Linked DNA regions of Homo sapiens: region 1 is linked to region 2. A link is a loop called in an ENCODE intact Hi-C map of the cell type or tissue named here. Cell type or tissue: endothelial cell of umbilical vein. All regions are shown on one strand. Region 1 overlaps DOCK10 (dedicator of cytokinesis 10). Region 2 overlaps DOCK10 (dedicator of cytokinesis 10).

Region 1 (8,000 bases), 89 kb after region 2:
AATGATGGTGTTTAAAGTAATCAATCAGTCTAAGCTTGGGGAGTTATAAGCCTCACAATAAGAACTATTAACTAAAACTTTGTGATTAATGACCCTCAGCATGTGTTTAAAAGTGATTTTAACCTAAATTTCTCAGACATCGATATTGTCTTTTATTCTATTAGAGAATGTCCTTAGATTACATTAGTTTCTTGAAAAACATCTTTTACCACATTCAGAAGAGTATTGTTGTGATTTTATTTTACTTATTGTTTAAATATATGAGAATATTACTTTAGTACCTGACTTGTGCTTTAAAGGGAAGGCCCTTCTTGTTTTGCTGGGGTTGAACTGTATGGCAAATATACAAATAATGAACAGTTGTCTATTACTTGATAGCAGTCATTCCAGCCAAGTTAAGCATGAAGACACAGTGTTGTAGTATTTAGGTATATAGTAGTGATAGAATCCTATAAGAAGAACTTCAAGGTGTTTTACTCTTGGATTGACAAACTACTGAGCCAGTCATTTCACTTCTTTTTTGTGACTTATTTTCCAGGCTCCAAAACATGTCTCATCTCCTCTAAAGAGGTGAGGACCAAACATTCTACATATGGGAAGATGTGAGCATTAATAGAAACGAGGTGCTCCAACAATATAAAGACACCTACTGCACCAGGACCTCCCCCTGGCAAAGACTCTGAGGTCTGTGGTCTGAGTTTACCATCCAAGAAAGCCCAGTGAAGAGGGTTGCCTGCTGCGAGGCCTGCAGACATGGTCTAGGGAAGAGAAATGGACTGAAGAGCGGCCCAGCACTGCCAGCTCTCACCGGCTCCATCCCACCTGGCTGCCCGCATTTCTCCTTCAGGGCCAGCCTCATTCCTGCACAGGGCCTTTGCCCATGCTCCTCTGCCTCTCCAAAAGTCTTTTTCTTTCCTCATTCTTTAGAAATCTCAGGTTTTGTATAGGTGCCAGCTCCTTTTCAAAAGCTTTCTAATTCATCCAACACACATTTTTCTTCCCTGAATGCTGTTATTTACTCTCTGTAGCACACATGAAGTCTGCAGCTTACCCATAGAATATTTTAGGCCGAAAGGTTATGCTGCTGATGAATTCAGCCGGTCATTTTACCTGTGTGTTTTATTGTTTATAAGCAAGCCACATTACATCTGCTTTGGGGGTAAAATATAACAACTGTAAAATAAGTTTTGCCATGTTCCTTATTACTCCTTTGCTATGTTCCATTCATTCCTTTTAAAGAATAAAGTGCTCGTATCTACATATATGCTTTCATGATTCCTTTGTATCCTTCCTGTGATCACGTGCACCACCTCTATCCTAACACATAGAATGGCTTTTTAAAAAAACCATCTAATTGAGATATAACTGATCTGTCATAAAATTTATCCTTTAAAAGTATAGAATTGAGTGGTTTTTGGTATATTCACAGAGTTGTGCAACCATTACCACGATTTAATTACAGAACATTTTCATCATGCCCAAAAGAAACCCCATATCCACTAGCATTCTCTTCTCATTTTCCCATCTCCCCAGCCCATGGCAACCACTAATCTCCTTTCTCTCTCTATGGATTTGCCTATTTTGAACATTTCCTATACGTGGACTATATGGTCTTTTGGGACTGGCTTCTTTCACTTAATACAATATATTCAAGGTTGATCTAAATTGCAGCATGTATCAACATTTCATTCCTTTTTATGGCTGAATAATAATGACATTCCATTTTATGGATATACCACATTCTGTTTACCCATTCATCAGTTGATAGATTATTTGGGTTATTCTCATTTTGGGGCTATTATGAATAATGCTTCTATGAACATTTGTGTCCAAGTCTGGTGTGGACATACATTCTTAGCACAATCAAACACAGACCAGGGTCTCCACACACATTCTTACTGAAATGAAATAAACAACCAGAACTGTTTCACTACAGTACTTATTTTCTAATGGCATCACTCACTGTGGGATTCAGGAAGTTAATATTTCCCCCAACTTGTGTGCCTTTTTTTTCTAAGAAGCGTCGGCCAAAAGCATGCTGTTTAGACAGAAACTAATAGTAAAAGTCAAGGTGCTTATGTTAGGTGTTTGTCCTTCCAGTTGCTCTATTTCCTTGAACAACAGCCTTTCCAAATCTTAACTTCATTAGCTTGTAAATGAGAGGAATATTATAACATAGAAAGAATCTAATTCGACAAAGACTATTACTCAGTTTTCAAATTGAAATTACAATGTTCTTACATGAACACCAGGAGCCGTTTAAAAGCCTGCTTTTCAGGCTCAAAAGCCACAGATTTAAAAGAGGTTGAGATTCTTATAAAATGTTAACCTTTGTCTCAGAAAAAAAAAAAGAAAGAAAACTCATGACCTTACTGATTTGCAGTTTAAAACATATTCAAATCTTTCTGCTTCCTTTCCTAGAATGACCCTTGTGGTTGAGTCTAGAAGTCCCCATATACCATTTGCTTTTCATTGCTAAAGACATACTATGAAAAGAACAAGCCATTGGTATATTATGATATCCACTATTCTGAGTTTTAATAGCCAGTGAAAAGTGCAGAATGCCTTTGAGTACCCTGGGACACAATTCTGACCTACTAATATGAAGATGGAATTTGAGAAGATAATGAGACTCTTAGGTGACTGTAGTCATGTGACATAGACTTTTGACTTTGAAAATTGCACTGCCCGGTGTTGAAAGTCTAACTGTTCAAGTGTAAGGTCTGCTTCTTATTCGTATTGGTGTCCTGGATATAAACAGCTTAGATCACCAAAGGTGGTCCATGAAGGTAAATTGAAATAGAGTTTTACTGGTGTGGACAAAATTGAAGTATAGTTGATAGGTGGTCTTCCTACACAGTGTACAGTCTTACCAGCTTTCAGACATCAGAACTTTCTTATTTATGGTTTTGTACTTCCCAGAAATGATCCCATCTCAGGCTTTCTACATCTTTTGCTCAGGAAGAAACTCATTTCTGACTTTCTCAACTTTTTTTCTGCTATTTTGCATCAGTCTTTTCTTAAACTGAATCATTTGACAATATGATTCAATGTGTCCTTGAAACCATTTTTCTTAGCCCTTGCTTTCTTTTCTTACTTTCTTTGCCACTTTACTGAGTCACACACTTTGGTGACTAAGTTCTTTATTTTTTGTTTTGTTTTAAAGTTTCTATTACTACCAGCTTGAAAAAGAAAGATGAAAAAAAGTAGCAAATACAATTATTGAAGCAGTACAAGTTTTTGCAATGAATGGCTTAATAAATACATCAATACTGCTTATTTTAGTGAATCATTAGGACACATGTAGTGCAGGAGTTCATACTGCTTAGTCCCAGAACCCACATACAAGGAGGACTAGCTTCTACCTGGTGTGCCAAAATAAAGGAAAGTGCTTCTGTGTCAGGCCCTCAACCTGGAAGAAAACTATTTTAATTCAATGTTTGATAATCTATTGAATGCCTATGAATCAGACATTGTGTTGGGTACTTGAAGTACAGATATGAACTGATTTGTCCCTTGTCTAGTAACAGAAAGGAAGTGAATGAGTAAGTGAAGAAGTACACTAAAGTGTTAGAGGGCTGGGTGCAGTGGCTCACGCCTGTAATCCCAGCACTTTGAGAGGCCAAGTTTGAGGCTGCAGTGACTTCCCACTACACTCCAGCCTGGATAACAGAGCGAGACTCCATCTCTTTAAAAAAAAGTGTTAAAAGGAGGAAACTAAGCTTTGCTGATATCAGCTATGAGCCAGGCACTATGTTAGAAGGAATGGGCCTCTTTAAAAAGGGAAACGTGTTCTTAGTGCTGTTTTTTAAGGTGATATGTTGAGTTGAGTTGTGCCAAAGCAGGAAGTATTTTCCTTACCATCAAGCAAAGCCAATTACTTCATCCTCTTTGTTCTCAAGAATTTTGTTTCAGAAAAGCCTTTTGGTTCCTCAAGGTACTCAAGGGATCAACATTATGTTATAAAATAGCAATCTAGATGTTTCTGAAAGATAATTCATGAAATAAATATTTATTTTCCATCTGCTTTGTGCCAAGTTCTGCTTTAGCTGCTGAAAATCTTTCAACAATCAAGACAGAAGAAGTCTCTGTCCTGCTAGAGGCTACTGTCTAACAGTGAGAAACAAGTGACAGAGGAGTGAAAAAGCAAACCAAGATATTTCCCAGTGGTGATAAGTGTTATCAAGAGAAGCAGGTGGGGTCATGTTATAAAGTAACTGGGTGTGAGGGCAATGTAGCTTGGAAGTCAGGGATGCTTCTTTGTAGAGGTGACATTTAAACTGAGTTGTGACTGAAAAATAGGAACCAGCTATACAGAGAGTGTAAAGGCCCTACCGAGAGGATGAGCTTGGCAAGTTGGGGGAACAGAAAGAATGCTTGATGTCTGTGCAGTGACTGAGGAAAGTAGGCTAGATGAGAGCTCAGAGAACATGGGGAACCAGATGACAGGGGTTATGGGAGGAGCTGGATTTGACTCTTAAGGCAATGGGAAGCCACTGAGAAGTTTTAACCAGAGGCATGGCGTTATCTAATTTGTGTTCCTAACAGCTTCCATTGAGTACTGTGTGTGAACGAATCAAAGCGGAGCAAAGAAGAAAGCAGGAGGACCAGTTACAAAACCACTTCTTGGAGGGGAGGTATGGTCCAGGCAAATGAGGGTATTTGTGGCTTGGGACAGCAGAGTGAATAGAGAAAAACTTTTAATATATACAGTCACAATATAAGAATACTGCCTTGGTGAAAAGTAATCTTTCTCGTGTACCAGATACCAGACGAAGTCTCTGATTCTCGGTATTTCTTAACCATAAGCATTCTAAATCAACTTGCTTTTTCATCCATAAAAGGGCATGAGCTCCTTAAACACAGGGCTTTTGCTTTTCTTGTCAGTCTCACTAGTCTAGGAAGTGCTGTTCTATATTCAGCAGCTCGTGGGTGCTGAATAAATATTGATTAAACAAACCGAGTAATGAATCATGTGTGCTGCAAGTGTGGGTGCTTGGTAACGTGGAAACATACAAGTGAGCTGGATTCTCCAATCTGCAGGGCAGAAACTGGATGAAAGACATTTAGAGGTGGGGGTGGGAAGCTTGGAGCGGCCCCTCTCCTTCCATCCCTCAATGCCTTGGGATTGGGGTGGTCATTCTATGACCACTTCACATTGACTCCGTGGAGATTGACTCCACACACCCCAGAGGAGCCTCACCCACTGCTGAAGGGAGAGCTGATGAAATGACATGCTTGCTGACTGCATGGACACTTCCTGTTGGTGCGCCACGTCCCTAAAATGTGACATAGGCTGTGGGTGAAGCAGGTAACATCAGAGATTTACAGACACGCCTATATTCCACAAAGAGTGTGAGGATAAAAACCAAAAATGCATGCAGTTGTACTCTATGTCAGCCAACTTTTTCTGTAAAGCGTCAAAGAATAAATCTTTTCCGGCTGAATGTCTCTGTTGCTTCTACTGCAACTCTGTTGCAACCCTGCCTTTACATCATGAAAGCAGCCACTGACAAGAGGTCAAGGAATGGTGTCCGTGTTCAATAAAACTTTCTTTATGGGTATCAGAATTTGAATTTCAGATAATTTTAATGTGTTTTGAAATATCATCTTTTTTTCCCTAAGCTATTTTAACAACCATAAAAACCATTCTTAGCTCATGGGACATAAAAAATAGGCAGCAGGTCACCCATGGGCGACAGTTTGCCAAGCTGTACTCTGTAGAGCAGTTAAAATGAGGAACAATCTCCACTATTATTCAAAAATAGGCAATTTTATGTAGAGATAATATCTAACACTATCCTTTTGTTTGTCAGTTGCTTAATGCAAATTAAAATTTAGCCATTTGGAGGATGTGACATTTGCTGATAGTAAGGATTAGGTAGCATTGAAAATCTCTTGGGCAGAGATTAATTGGAAATGATTCTTTGGATCACACTCCCCACTTTGTCTAGGCCTTGTTTTGTGTTTTCCACACAGAGCCCAGATGAACTTTTAATATTTAGGAATCCACACTCAGTCATTTGTTTTCCTTCTTGAAACACTCCTGTGACTTGCCCTTGCCTATAGTTAGAATAAGATGCAAACGCCTTATCCTGTCCAGCCATACCAATCTCCAATCTTGGAGCTCTTCAGGGCCTTTGCACCAGCTACCCCTTTAGCCTGAAACATGCTTTCCCCAGCATGGCTGATCCTTCTTGAGAACTCAGAACTCAGCTTAAATGTCGCCTTCTTAGAGAGGCTTGTCCCTGGTCACCTAGACCAACACAGCTCTTACCCTACTCAGATTCTATCATCAGATTCTGCCTAGTTTTATTTTCCTCATAGAATTGGTCTTTATCTGAATTATCTGGTAAATTAATTGGTTTACCTTTTTGTTTGGAATAAGTAAATCTTTAATAAGTAAACCCACCAAAAGGTAAGCTCCCTTAGAACCCCAGGTGATTTCTGTCTAATCACTCCTGTCTCCATTCATCAAATAATGCCCAGTATTCAGTATTATACATCATGTATTTGCTGAATGAATAAAGGAAGGAAATGGTTTGGGGTGTGTTATAGAATAGTATGTTTGGAACTGTGCTGATCTTTTACCCCAGTTGGGAATGAGGGTGACGGTGTATGATGGGCCGGGATGGGGTGGGAGAGGGTAGGCTATGGCTTTGAGAAATGGGCAAGGACCACATCTCGAAGCAGGCATTGGGTCATGCCGAGGTGATTGCACTTCATTTTGAAGGCAGTGGGGGAGCCACAGAAGGGTTTTAAGCAGCCATGGAATAAAATAGTTCAGTGTATTTATTGGAATGTTCACACTGGAAAAACAAAGAGTTATTCTTGTATTGTCTGTTACGCTGCCAAGAATGATAAAGATCAAGGAGTAATCAGAGACACTCCTCAATTTAAATGAGCATGGGAAGATGCCAAAACTTTACAGCCCATCTACCTGCATCCTCCACTCTCTTTTTGAGCTGGGAGGCCTTGAAGTAGCATTTGACATATTTTTGAAGGACATAACTAGGAGAAAAGATGCTCCTGGATTCATGATTTTTGGTGGTGTTTGACATAAAGAGGCTGTTCAAGGCTGGACGTGGTGGCTCACCCCTGTAATCCCAGCACTCTGTGAGGCCGAGATGGGTGGATCACTTGAGGTCATGAGTTCAAGACCAGCATGGCCAACATGGCAAAACCCCATCTCTACTAAAATTACAAAAATTAGCCGGGTGTGGTGGCATGCACCTGTAATCCCAGCTACTTGGGAGGCTGAGGCAGGAGAATCACCTGAACCCAGGAGGTGGAGGAGGTTGCAGTGAGCCAAGAATATGGCACTGCACTTCAGCCTGGGTGACAGAGTGACACTCGGTAAAAAAAAAAAAAAAAAAAGAAAGAAAGAAGAAAGAAAGAAAGAAAAAGACTGTTCATCAGGTTAATCTTCAGTCTGAAAAATGAAAATGAGGATGTGGAATTTAAAAAAATGCGGTTTAACTTTATGCTTGCAGTTCAACTTCCAGTGGCCTAGTCCAACCACGGAAATGAGATCTCTGCACGAGATAAGTCTCTCTCAAAATGTGCCAGCACTCAAGTGGAAGCCGTTTAAAATTTTGAAAAACATTGGAAGAGTTTCTTTCTTTCTGTTTACAAATCTGTCTCCTTTTTTCCATGATTCTTCACACTTGAAACAGAAAATCATTAACTTCCATATACCTTCTTTTTCATGAATCCATGGAGGAAGGTGAAAAAAAAAAAAACTCTTTAAAAGCCAGAAGCCAGACCTGCCCTCAAAGTAAGAGAGAAAATGGAAGTTTGAGGCTGCTTGAGGAATGTGTGGGCACTGAGACCCATGCTCCCTGATAGAGGTTTGCATGGACAATGGCTGTTTCACAGGGATACCCTTCAGCTGCCTTTTTATTTGCCTTAAGATGTTGAAGTTTGTGATGTCTGAGACCACCTTTCTTTTAGGAAGAGACAGGAAAGTTTAATAGCTGCCCATTGAGATCTCTGTTTGA
Region 2 (8,000 bases):
CACAGTGTCCTCCCTGTCTCCTGCAGACACACCAGCCATGCTGCTGCCTGATGACTTCACACAGGTCTTTCCCTCTGAGCATCCCCATGGCCAGCACCCTCTTCGCCTTCAAATTTTTTTTTTTTTTGCTCAAGAATTACCTCCTCCATCAGATATCCTGACCATTCTATTTAAAACTTCAAATCTCCCCTGCACCTTCAGCACTCACAATGCCCAATTCTTACCTGTTCTACAATTTTTCTAATGCATCTTCTTTTCTAACATACAATATCTATCTATGTATCTCTCTCTCTCTCTCTCTCTGGTCTTGTTGCCCAGGCTGGAGTGCAATGGCATGATCTCGGCTCACTGCAACCTCTGCCTCCCGGGTTCAAGCGATTCCCCTGCCTCTGCCTCCTGAGTAGCTGGGATTACAGGCATCTGTCACCACTCCTGGCTAATTTTGTTTTTGTATTTTTAGTAGAGATGGGGTTTCACCATGTTGGCCAGGCTGGTCTTGAACTCCTGACTTCAGGTGATCTGCCCATCTCAGCCTCCTAAAATGCTGGGATTACAGAGGTGAGCCACTGCACCTGGCCCACTCTACTTTTTTCTATGTTGTCTCGATATAGATCTCTTTTGCTTAGTATCTTTATATGCTAAGTTTCAATATGAACCTTATGCTGGAAACTGCAAGAGAAAAAGTCTATGAAAATCCATGACTCCTATCATTTTCCAGGAGTAAGCGTGACCCATGCCTAGTACTCACAGTTAAAGGACCATCTTTAAATTCTTACCTTTAGGACATGCTTTACTGTTGTTGAGTCATTTGATTTCAAAAGACCAGTCACATTTTTAGCCAGTTCCTCATGTACAGTCCTCTCCTTGCATGCCCTGGTCTTGAACACGAACTGAAGAAAATCCAAAAAGTGAATAAAGTTAAATACTTTGAAAAATGAAGCTTCAAAAACTATGTCATGTGAATAACTTATGTCTCTAAATTATCTGCTCATGCCAGATTTTGCCATGAGATAAATGCAGGCCCAATGATAAGAGCAGTACACACCTGTTCCTATTTAGGGCTTTGCAGAAGTAGGGCCTTGCTCACCTAAGCTCTCCTTGAAACTCTTTGTAGAAATCAAGAGAAAGAGCCAGAGAGCCATTTAGCACGTTCAAGGAAACATGGAGGGCTTTGACCCACCTACTTAGGACACATTCCCCTTCTCCTTCCTCCACTGGTAACAGGTGGCATGGTAGCAATTCTTCATCCTGAAAGGGTAGAGCACCCACTCAAATAGCCAAGTGGGGAAGCCAGTGCCTTCCAGATGCCAGTACGTGAGCTCCCCACAAGCCCAGGGTCTATGATCCCATGCTTAGACACACTATCAAGGCGTTCATGAACATTGGCCATCAGTAAGATAACAAATGCTGCATACTTATTTTTTTTCCTCAAAAAATTGGTTTTGGCATGCACCACTGAGGGCACATAATGGCTAGTTTTCAGTATTTCTTCATCTCTTAAGAATATCAGTATCAATTTATGCACATACATAAAGTTCAAATATAAAATGCTTATTACTGAATTATAATATTTCACTTATGAATTGGGTTTGCCTCGTGGAAGGACATTTCTTCATAATTTTCACAATTCGGATTTCACCGTAATTGAGAGTGAAGGCAGGAAAGAGAAGGAATGGCTTAATGTAGAGGCACATTAGCTTTTGGATCTGTAACTGTTTCTTTAAACTTTGTAGCACATTGGCACCTAACTTGTCATGGTGGGATTTGACTTCTCCAAGCTCATCTCAAAGGAGAAAGATGAAGTTAATGGATGCATGAAACTAGATAAAATCAAGAGTAATACAATTTTTCCCTCTCATGGGTTATACCTCAGATGTGAGTAACGTCATCATCAATGAGCTCATGCCATGCACAGTTATTTAGCCTGAAGGGCATTTAAACTGGCACTGAAATATTCTTATTTTAAAATTTTGACTGTAACCCATCAGTGCTACAAATCACTGTTAACCATGGCATTTAATTAGACTGGCTTTAGACACGCATCTTTGAAAAAGACACGGTGTATGTGTGCATTTTGCATATTGTAGACGAAGTGAGTTAGCAGCATTTAGCACCACTGAACTTGAAATGGTGTTTAGATAACTTCTAAATAAATACAAATTGTATTGAATATCACATCTTTGGAGGACATTCAAGCACGCACTGTAACAAGAGTCCAATCACAGGATGATAGAACTGAATGTTCCTTTGGTCATTTCATCTCATGTCACAGGAGAAAACTGAGGTTCAGAGAGGCTGACTGCTTAAGTCTAGAATTGACTAGAATCTAGTCTCTTACTTGCCAGCTTAGTGTTCTTTCCCGAGTAAAATGCGAGTTGATTACATTTATTAGGAGGTATTTGTTTTAGATATGTTAAAATTTATTATAAAATTGTTATCAGCCTAAAATTCCACATAGGTGTATTTTTGGATTTGAATCACTTAAAGCAAGCTAAGTAGATAATCTCCTGTATTATAAAGTGAGATGGTCTTGTTGGGTATTTCAGATACCCTGGTTAAAAATAAAGGTCACGCCAGGATGCATTTCTAATGCATCTCTCCAGGAGCGTCACCGGTAGAAAGTCTGAGATTTGAGGTATTCACAAAGAGCTAGCCTTGGTAATCACAAAAATAGTCACAACACCGGAGGGTTCTTAATGTAATTTTCAATGATCCCACTGACATGAGGAAAATAATATGTGTTGAAATGGAGATGCCTGTGTGTAAGATGGATCAGTAACTTTTTTTCTCTTTCTCAGTCCCTTTAAGGATTGAAATGAAACATTCGGGTAATGAAGCATTGAGAGGGTGAAAGTTCTCCAGGTGATTCTGTTGAATGGTAAATTCATCGATACTCTATAAAACTAAGCTATGACCCTATCTTAGGGAGCAAACTAAAAAGGCTTGTGTAGGTGGAACTGGCTTTTTGCAGTTGAGATGTGGATCTTATTGGGTAAAATTATACAATAGAGAAATTATTGTGAAATAACTATTTTTGGCATATAGCCTATGTTTAAAAAGGGCACATACTCATGCTTTGGCATTTGGGAAGACAACTAACATTTCTGGCAGATAGAAAACATATGGATATAAAAACTGTAATGAAAAAAATTTCCTTACAGATGGTATCTCAGAGGGGTTCACTCCAGAATGCAATTTCTGGTTACTTCCTTTTATGGGAGTGTGGAATTTTTTTTTTTTTTTTGAGATGGAGTCTTGCTCTGTTGCCCAGGCTGGAGTGCAGTGGCACAATCTTGGCTCACTGCAAGCTCTGCCTCCCGGGTTCACGCCATTCTGCAGCCTCAGCCTCCCAAGTAGCTGGGACTACAGGCGCCCACCACCACGCCTGGCTAATTTTTTGTATTTTTAGTAGAGACAGGGTTTCACTGTGTTAGCCAGGATGGTCTCAATCTCCTGACCTCGTGATCCGCCCGCCTCGGCCTCCCAAAGTGCTTGGATTACAGGCGTGAGCCACCACGCTTGGCCGATTTTTTTTTTAACAAGTTTCTAGACATCTTGAATATATGAGTATCTGTCTGTGCATACATATTAAGAGAATACAGTTTTTTGATGAAAAAGCTATGTCTCAAAAAGATTTAATCTATGCATAGGAAAAAAAATAAGAGATTTAGGTCCTCTATGTATTATAAAGTAATTTAAGATACTCTTCTGTATTTCTGGATGGGTTCTTTCTTTTCATTCAAGAGGATGACATTTAGGTGGGAACTATGAAAGTGCAAACATCATCACAAGTTCACTGGCATTAATCCACAGGCCAACTGGAAATGAGAATAGAAGCGTCTCTGAGTGAACACTTGACGTAGGACACTGGAAGAAGCAGTGCACACTGATGGAATGGGCAAGTGGTTCATGCCAGAAGATAAAGGACTTAACATACCAGAAGCAGGTACAAATATACAGTAACTGGGAAAATGAAATAATGCCTGAGGAAACAATAGAAAGAGCTAAGAAAGCATTACAGAGGAAACACAGAGCATTCAACAAACCAACAGGAAAGTCTTCCTTAAATTAACACAGGAATCTCATGTACTTGTAATGTTGACTTCAAAAGGACAGCACTTTAGTTTTCTCCTCTATCTTTTTCTTTCCTCTCTCTCCCCATTTAATTATTTATGTGCACAGGTACACATTATTTATACATTTAAAAATTCACCTAGCCCATTAATGCAAAGAGATGGAATTCTAAGTAGCTAAGGCAAATTCCTGATATTACTGTGGTGGGCGCCACTCAGTTAAAGGGAGAAAACTTCCCACTTACTGCAGACAGGAAATGAGACAAGTCACACAGCACAAGGGGATATGAGCAATTTCCAAGAGGCATTTCATACCTTAATATATGACTGGACAGAATGATCCAGCTGCTCCTCATGGCACTTGGCCACAATGTCGGTCAGAACCCTGCAAAAGCAAAGCTGTTCAGTGGCCTTTCTGGAGAGGGCAGAAAAACCCCGCTTTAGTTTGTCATTACAGTGCTTTGTAAATTGGGTATTTAATAATTACTGGGTGAATGAATGAACCAATCTCTGACTCCTTCCTTGCCCTCCTCAGCCCCATATCCAATACTGGGCATTTAATATCTATAGCATCAATGAGCCATTTCCATCGATTAGCCATTTCCAACTTTGAAACTTTGAAACACAAAGATGTAAGTAGTGTTGTAATATCACAATGGAGACTTTTTGTCCAAGTTGAATGTGCTAATTATGGTCTGTGCGTTTTTGACATTATCTTTTTGCAAAAGGGATTATTTTTAGTGCCTAATTAAAATTTTAGACTTTTAATTTCAAATTAATAATCATATTTCATTTGAAGAGGGCTTGCCTTCCAACCTATAGGCACTATATATGCTTTTGGAAAAAGTAATTAGGTTAAGATGCAGTTGTTTTGTTTTGCTTTGTTTTTCCCTTAGCTGGGTTGGGGTTTCTAGCAGCAATGATGTACAGGTGGATCTTTTTTCACATTAACACTACCAGCTGCTCCATGGCTATAGTGCTTAGGAATATCTCAGAATTTCAACAGATCTATCAGCTGCAATATCTAGGAGTCTTGCCAACACAGAGACACATTCACATGCTGAAAAGAGCATGAGTTGAAGGCACAGCTGGGGACTTTTGATGCAGGTCCAGAACTGGATGGTTGTGAAGCCATTAGAGATATTTAAATTGTCCAGAATTTCAGGCTCTGCTTTAAAAACTAGGCTACAAACCCTCATTCAGAAAGAGGTCAGTAATATGCCTGTGAGTTAGAAAGATACTGGAAACATTTCAATGCCAAAAGTAACATTTTTTTCCAGAATGCTATGACTAAATTTTTTAAAAAAATGAACAGCACAAATATATAATTTAATAATTAATTCAAAGCACTATCTCTATAAAGAAGAAATTGTGATTTGTGAAGGCATTGGCCAGATTAGAGATGTTGGAAGAATTCAGTATAGCCAAATTTAAAGTGAGAACAGTTAAAGCATTTAATACTTAAAAAAAAGGTTCTTGTGGGAATGCAAAATTATACAGCCACTCTGGAGAATAGGCACTTTCTTAAATATCAAACATGCAACCACCCTGCCCCCCAGCAATTACACTTTGGGCATTTACTTAAGAGAAACGAAGACTTATGTTTACACAAAACCTCTACATGAATGTTCATAGCACTTCTTTTTTTTTGAGACGGAGTCTTGCTCTTTCACCCAGGCTGGAGTGCAGTGGTGCAATCTCAGCTCACTGCAAGCTCCGCCTCCTGGGTTCATGCCATTCTCCTGCCTCAGCCTCCCGAGTAGCTGGGACTACAGGCACCCACCACCACGCCCGGCTAATTTTTTGTAATTTTTTTTTTTTTTTTTTTAGTAGAGTTGGGGTTTCACCAACTCTACTGTTACATGTTAGGCAGGATGGTCTCGATCTCCTGTCCTTGTGATCCACCGGCCTCGGCCTCCCAAAGTGCTGGGATGACAGGCGTGAGCCACCGGGCCCAGCCGTTCATAGCACTTTTATTCATAACAGCCCTAAACTAGAGACACTCCAAATGTCCTTCAACAGGTGAATAATTAAACATATGTGGTGCATCCACATCGTGGAATACTACTCTGCAATGAAAAGGAGTGAACTACTGATAGATGCAATGATCTGGATGAATCTCCAGAGAATTATGTTACATGAAAAAGCCAATTACAAACATTTACCTACTGTATGATTCTACACCTGTATGGAAGATGTTGCCAGTGGGGAAAACCAGGTAAAGGGCACATGGGAAACTCTGAATTATGTTTTACAATTGCACATGAATCTACCGTGATCTCAAAAGAAAAAGTTTAATTTAAAAATCAAAGAAAAAGAGGTCTAACACTTTACTACTAATAATAAGAGATTAGAAGGTAAGGAGTCAAGAGTGGAAAATGCTTAAATTTGAGATGTGTTCAAATGAAATGTAAACACACAACAGTAGATGACTGTTTAGTTATAATTAAGAGTTTATGTAACTACACATTATAAAGTCTCTCCTCTTAAGGTTGTGTTATGGATACCTGGTGACAGTTGTAGTTATTTCATCTTCCTCATTCTGTACCAGAACTTTGAAGAGCTGATTCAAAATTATAGGCAGAAAACTCATGATTGCATGAATCTTTTCCACATTCAATAAGTTCTGTAGTAAATTGGCAGAAAAAAAGGATACCAATTAAATTTGAAGCATGTCCTACATTCAAGACCTGAAACTATAAATCTATGAGAAGAAAACATAAGGAGAAAAACTTCGTGACATTAGACTGGGCAATGATTTTTTGGATATGACCCTCAAAGCTCAGGCAGCAAAGTGAAAACAGACAAATGGCATATCAAACTAAAAGGTTTCAGCACAGCCAAGGAAACACTCAATGGAGTAAAGAGACAACTTTACTCCATTGAATGGAGGAAAATATTTGCAAACCATACATCTTAGAAAGGGTTAATATCCAAAATATATAAGGAACTCAAACAACTCAATAGTAAGAAAACAAATAACCCAATGAAAAAATGGGCAAGGGACCCAAATAGACATTTCTCAAAAGAGGGTGTACAAATGGCCAACAGATATATAAAAAATGTTCAACGTCATTAATCATTGGAGAAATGCAAATTAAAACCACAGTGGGACATCACCTCATATCTGTTAAAATGGCTGTTGTCAAAAAAGGTGAAAGATAATAATTATTGGAGAGGGTGTGGAGGAGAAGGAACACTTGCACATTGCTGGTAAGAATGTAAATCAGAAGAGCCACTATGGAAAACAATATGAAGGTTCCTCAAAAAATTAAAAATAGCACTACCATATAATCTAGCAATCCCACTACTGGATGTATATCCAAAGGAAATGAGATCAGTATGCTGAAGATGTCTATTCCCATCTTTACTGCAGCACTATTCACTGCAGCCAAGATACAGAATCAATCCAAGTGTCCATCAACCGATGAAATGGGTAAAGAAAATGTGGTACATAAACATAATGGAATACTATACAGCCTTAAAAAGGAAGGAAATTAGGTCATTTGCAACAACATGGAGGAACCCGGAGTATATTATGCTAAGTGAAATGAGCCAGGCACAGAAAGACAAATACCGCATGATCTCATTTATATGTGGGATCTAAAAAAGTTGAATTCATAGAAGTAGAGAGTGGAATGGTGGTTACCAGGGGCTAGGGAGGGGAGTGCTGGGAGATGTTGATCAAAGGATACAAAATTTCAGCTAGATAGATAGGAGGAATATTGCACAACATGGTCACTATAGTTAATAAAAATGTGTTATATTCTTAAAAATCTCTAAGAGAGTGGATATTAAGTGTTATAACCTTAAAAATTATAAGTATGTGATATAATAAATACAGTAATTAACTCAATGAAGCTGTTACATAATGTATACATATTTCCAAACATCATACTGTATACAATAAAGGTATATAATTTTTCT

What was found. Hi-C counts contacts between places; a loop is a spot of excess contacts. Peaks named below come from ENCODE experiments on the same cell type or tissue, not always from the same donor. Only the 100,000 strongest peaks of a DNase experiment are listed, where the experiment ranks them.
Region 1: a loop joins it to region 2, with 4 times the contacts of the local background. A loop is called at or near these places in 2 of 110 quality-filtered maps.

What each region holds. Positions count from the first base shown.
Region 1 is chr2:224,922,843-224,930,842 of GRCh38, forward strand. The region is part of intron 2 of DOCK10 (dedicator of cytokinesis 10); the gene reads right to left. Among named protein-coding and RNA genes, the nearest start is that of MIR4439, 84 kb to the right of the region's middle. In endothelial cell of umbilical vein, no CTCF peak of the experiment used is centred here; DNase peaks (open chromatin) are centred at 3,649 and 4,939; H3K27ac peaks cover 2,866 bases.
Region 2 is chr2:224,833,374-224,841,373 of GRCh38, forward strand. It overlaps DOCK10 (dedicator of cytokinesis 10), which reads right to left. Exons shown (of 56, transcript NM_014689.3): 24 at 6,581-6,699; 25 at 4,389-4,458; 26 at 777-890. Among named protein-coding and RNA genes, the nearest start is that of CCDC195, 120 kb to the left of the region's middle. In endothelial cell of umbilical vein, a CTCF peak has its summit at 4,392; a DNase peak (open chromatin) is centred at 4,388; H3K27ac peaks cover 2,943 bases.